Regions from separate parts of the Homo sapiens genome. Here region 1 is linked to region 2. The links are chromatin contacts, found by Hi-C in ENCODE. All regions are on one chromosome and are shown on one strand. Each heading gives the region's core, a stretch centred on a gene start or an enhancer-like site at or near the end of the contact. The rest is flanking DNA. Distances are from core to core; before and after follow the strand shown.

What was found. Hi-C counts contacts between places; a loop is a spot of excess contacts on that map. Pooled maps may share reads with other maps.
Region 1: a map of CD8-positive, alpha-beta T cell shows a loop between it and region 2 (9-fold over the local background). The contact joins the promoter of MIPEP here to the promoter of CPAP in region 2. A Hi-C loop is called at or near these places in 2 of 168 maps with a recorded cell type or tissue (CD8-positive, alpha-beta T cell and naive thymus-derived CD4-positive, alpha-beta T cell) and 16 of 50 pooled maps.

What each region holds. Positions count from the first base shown.
Region 1 is chr13:23,887,968-23,890,667 of GRCh38, forward strand. MIPEP (mitochondrial intermediate peptidase) reads right to left here and starts at 1,433. Exons shown (of 19, transcript NM_005932.4): 1 at 1,165-1,433. The coding sequence starts at 1,353. PCOTH (prostate and testis expressed opposite C1QTNF9B and MIPEP) reads left to right here and starts at 901. Exons shown (of 4, transcript NR_172510.1): 1 at 901-1,044; 2 at 2,033-2,075. RefSeq lists enhancers at 1,213-1,713, 1,773-1,832.
Region 2 is chr13:24,921,412-24,924,111 of GRCh38, forward strand. CPAP (centrosome assembly and centriole elongation protein) reads right to left here and starts at 1,450. Exons shown (of 17, transcript NM_018451.5): 1 at 1,350-1,450. RefSeq lists enhancers at 594-1,495, 1,496-2,397.

The DNA of each region.
Region 1 (2,700 bases), core at 183-2,682, 1.0 Mb before region 2:
ATATTGCTCTCGGGAATTCTAACTATCGGATTACCAGTGACCATAATGCTAAAAAACTGAATAAGGCTTTTTTTTTTTCAAGGCAAAAATCAATTCTAAAATTTGAAAATCTGCTATCAGTGCCGAATATCATGATACAAAAAGGGAAAAATAAAAGCTAAAATTAGTTATATCTCATCCACCCAAAATCAGGCTTCCCCTCACGTCTTTCTGCTCAGCGCCTACAAGTAGGTCTCTTCACACCAACTATGTTAATACCAACACTACATACCCTTAAGGAAGGTGGTGTAGCAAATTTCACACAAAATAATTTTTAAATAGACAAAACTGATAATGGAGATAAAACAAGAATCACACACTTTAGCTCAGTGCAACAATACCCTAGACTTGTCTTTATAAGGCAATACAGTATAACGAAATTTTAAAAGGCAAAAATAAAAGTAATCCTTAACCTAAAACGGACAAAATGTACAAACTCCAAGTAGAACAGGCATCAGGTAAGTCCTTTCCAACCTTGCCTTCCTCTCACCTTTCACTAGACAACGCAGGCTAGTGACTTCCTGGGGTAAGAAATCAAAGTGACCAATTCCATGGCACTATGGGAAGTGAGACTCGTCTCAACAGAGTTTTGTGTTTTAAAACAAGAAAGCCCAAAGCTTTGAAATAAATTAATTAATAGATGATGGAATTTCAGGTATTAATGAAATTACCATTACTCGACTGCAGGCAGCCGTGTCCTTGCAAAAAGACCATGTGATGCCGCCTGTGAACGCACAGGGATAGGCCTCTTAAGGCAGGACTGTAGCGCTGGAGCTAAAGGGCTTTAGCAGGGGTGCGCCTGAGTGTATGCAGAGGGCGGGTCCTGGCAGGACGAATTCACCGCCACTGCCAGAACGAACTATTCAGATTCACGTGGAGCAAGGGGCTCATGCAGAAGCAGTTCCCGGACCCGACACTCTGGGTAGGAGACCACTAAACCCGGCCCCTCAAAGCAGAGGTGACCTTGCCCTCATCGAGAGCGCACACAAGACGCCACTGTAAAAGGTGGGTTCGCTGCTCGCCTCCTCCCAGGCCCAAACAATCTCGCCCTGATTGTTGCTGGCCGCGCGGAGCAGGGGTCGGCTTAGCTCGGGGACTGAGGGGAGCTCCTCCTGCGCCGCTCACCCGGCGCTCGCCGAACAGGTCCAAGCGGCTGCCCTGGGGCTTGACATTGAAGGCGGCGCCCACGGGAGACCAGCTGGTGCTGACCCTTCGGGCCCGGATCCCGGCTTCGAGGCTTCCCCGGCCCGCCCGGCGGGGCGGCAGAGCTGCTGCTCTGGCTCCCAAGCCGCCCAGCCTTCCGACGCACAGCATTCTAGCACCAGAGCAGTCCCTTCCTCCAACGCAGATCCCTGCCCTGCTGCTTTCGCTGGGAGCGCGCGCTCCGCGTTTCCAAGGCAGCAGCCCACGCCGCCCCACGTGACGGCCCCGCTTCCGGGTCTGGGCGCGGCCTCAGGACGTGGGCACGTTGTCGTCCAGAGAGCAAGAGCGTCGCTCCCCCTCGCCTTCTCGGCCGCCCTCCCGGTTTACCGCCCCCTGTGTCCAGAGTAAGAAAAGGCTAGGGTTGCGCTTCCCTCCCAAGTTGACTAGGGGTGGGCGCGAGTAAAATCATGACATATTCGAATTCCAGTGGACATTAGATATTCTTTGAGAGACGGCAGGTACTTGAGTAAACAAGAAATGCCCACCATAGGCCTGAAGGAGAAGTTTCCCTTTTAACCTACTCTCTTGGTAAATTTATCCTGCACTTCTCTGTTTGGTGTCTCTGTCCGGTAACTTTTTACTCTTGCATAGCTCAGTTAAAAATTTTAGATGGGAAATAGTGAAAGAAGTCTAATGGGATTTTCCCTCCAGGGTTTCAGAATTGCCTGGGACCCGTGAACCCTTTTTTCCTTCCCCTTTCTCTCTTTTGGAATGGATTGTCTACCCTATGCCTGTCTCCCCCTCCAACCCCCGGTCTTTTAGAAGTGGATTAACTCGTCTCGCTTCACAGGATCACAGATGGAGAGACATTTTGCCACACGATGAATCACACAGTAAGTCTCCTCTGTAGCTTATTTAAATGATGTAGATGGTGAGAGGAGTTGATGCGGAAAGTGTTAAGACTTTTGGTAATGTTGACATGGTGCGAAAATGTATTTTGCACATGAGAAGGAAATCAATTTTGGGAACCAGAGGGCAGATTGGGTTGAACTGTGTCTCCCAAAATAGATGCTGAAGTCCTAACCCTCGGTGCCTGTACATGTGACCTTATTTGAAAATATGGAGTTTGCAATTATGATTAAGATGGGTCATACTAGATTAGGGAAGCTGTTCTTGTAAGAAGAGGAAAATTTGGCTGATACAGGAGGAGGACAGCCACCTGAAGATGGAGGCGGGGACTGGAGTGATGCTGCCACCAGCTGCCAGAAGCTGGAAGCAGCAAGGCTGCATCCTCCTGTATCCCCTTTGGAGGGAGGATGGCCCTGCTGCTACGGTGATCTCAAACTTCCAGCCTACAGAACTGTGAGAAAGTCCGTTTCTGTTGTTTAAAGACTCCCAGTTTGTGTACTTTATTAGGGCGATCCTAGAAAACAAGTAGAGATTCATGTCTGGCAAATAATGATCAAACAATGATTTGTTGGATAGAATGGTGATTAAAACCTAGGTTAGAAAATGAGC
Region 2 (2,700 bases), core at 200-2,699:
TCTTTCTTCCCAAATAAAACGTTAAACTTAAGAGATTCATCTCCAAATTTTTGACTTCAACAACTGGGAAGGTTAATACAGGGGGTGGATACACTTAGGCTGTACACTTAAGATTAGCGCACTTTACTGGATATCTGTTATTCCTGAATAATTTGTAAAAACTTTTTCTAAGCAAATTGTTTTTCAGTAGGAAACCAATCTAAAAAAGTAATGACTTTTTTTTTTTCAAAATCAACCACGTAACTTTGCTTAATTTCAATGACCTTAGCAGAAAATCTTTCGAAATCCAAATTCAGAAGGGAGACAAACTACAAGGTCATTTCATAATATGGAAAACTAGAAAAATTCCCTACTAGACTGACAAGTGCAAGCAGTCTTGGGATGCAGCAGCCAGACTTTTGCATCTCCTCCTCCAACTCCCCACCAAACACACCTTCTATACCTTCAATTTCATGACCGCGATTCTAAAAATATATTTAATGTCAGCATGAAGTATAAAAAAAGCGTCACCAGAACCTGCTACTTATTATTGATACTGAGGTCTTGGTAAAGGGAGCATTGATAATATATATGCCGAGATAGGATTAGTATGTGGACTCAGACTTTACAGATATCAAAATCTGAAGGACACGGGTGCACGTGTATGTCAAACTCATCAAATGGAATGCATTTAAACATGTGCCATTTTTATTGTATAGCAATTATACCTCAATAAAACTTTTAAAAAATGTAACAAACTGACAGCCTTGAAATCTCCAGAAAGTGCTATGTAAACATTCTTTAAAGCAGTATTGAAAAAAAGATAAATTCTCTGCACGGTGAGGGAGGAGAGTGGATACAAACAGCAAATTCAAAGCCACTCTTAGACCGTGAGAAGTAACTAGTTGGTCTGGGAAGTGATTTAGCAGTCCCCTAAAATACAACACGTTCTTGAAAGCCATGAATCCACACGAAGCTTCAAGAGAGAAGCCCTTGACAAAGCTGGGGCAAGACCGGCCCTTAGGACAGCCAGCAACGCTACTTCACCACCCTGCTCCAGCGGACTGCGGCTGCCGCGCTGCCCACAGGAACTCAAGTTCCGCCACAGCCAGGTCAGAGAGACAGACACCCCAGAGAGGCCGGCTTCCCCAGCTCTGCGAAGAACAAAGCAGCGCGAATGAACGAAGCCACTGAACTGCCGTGGGCCTCAGCGCGCCCGTGGGCCTGAGCGCGTCCCGGCGCCCCGCTCCCTCCTCGCCCCGCCGAGCCAACCCCGAGGTCCGAGCAGAGTCCTGCCCGCCCACCGCCGTCCATCTCCGGCGCAGGGCGGCGGACAAAGAGCTCCTCCGCTCTTTTCGCCCACAAATTACCGCTCCGTGAAGCCTGGGCAGCTCAGCAGCACGAACCGACACCTCAATCTCCGCAGCATTTACAAATGGGCCGCCACAATCGCCGCCTCTGTCGGAGCCCCGCCCCCGTCCCGAGGTCCTGTGGGAAGTGAGGATCTCACCCGCGCGTCTGCGCTAAAGCGCAGGCACCGCTGAGCCCAGTGAAACTACAACTCCCAGTGACGCCACAGCGACGGGCGTTGCCCGGCGGGGGATGGACTGCGCGCCGCCTTCCGACCAGCAGCGGGCCAGTGGTCGACGTAGGCGGGCGGCGTGGCGGGGCGGAAAACCGTTTCCGGGAGAGACCTTCCGTGGTGGACGTCGCCCCAGGCTCCCACACTTAGAAAACTAAAGGGAACGCCTAACGGAGCGATGGATCTCCGTGTTCCCAGCAAAGCAGGGAGCACGGAGAGTCAAAGCTAACATAGAGCCCAACCGACGCTTAAAGGAGGTGTTTTGGGTTTTGTTTTTTTTTTTTCTATTTGCGTACGGTCTATTTTGTCGTTTTTTTGGTTTGGTTTGGTTTTTTTCTTTGTTTTCCGCTTTGGCTGAGGTGACTTAGTAAAGGAGAAAAAGGGCAGTCCGCTACACCATTTCGTAAGACGAAAATAACCCTATGAGAATTCACTCCAAAAATAGGCATCTTTCATCTCTCCTCAAATGGCTAATCGGTGGTTTGGCAGAGTGTGTCCATTAGATTCTGAAACTAGTTTGAATACTGACAGTGCAGAATTCAAGAAATTTTTTTGTTTTGTTTCGTTTTAACTGCCACGGCCCTTTAATCTAGGAAGTTACAGCACCGTGAGTTACCACAGTACTACATACCTGGCTTCCATGTCTGATTAAACAGCAGGCCAAGTAAAATGTTTAAAGAAATCAAATGAAGTGCCATTTATAACCGTTATAACTGAAACAAACGACTGCTAAAGACAAAACTATTTCACAGAAATTTGGTCCTCCAAAATTTGTTTTGCTTTCTACTTCAAAAAGAGTCTACTTCTCTAAATCAAGATTTCGGTTTTGCTTCTTTTTTCAATTTTTCTTTTCTTTTTTTAATTTTTATTTTTTGAGATGGAGTCTCGCTCTGTTGCCCAGGCTGGAGTACAATGGCGCGATCTCCGCTCACTGCAAGCTCTGCCTGCCGGGTTCACGCCATTCTCCTGCCTCAGCCTCCCGAGTAGCTGGGATTACAGGCGCCCGCCACCACGCCTGGCTAATTTTTTTATTTTTATTTTTAGTAGAGAAGGGGTTTCACCGTGTTAGCCAGGATGGTCTTGATCTTCTGACCTCGTGATCCGCCCGCCTCGGCCTCCCAAAGTGCTGGAATTACAGG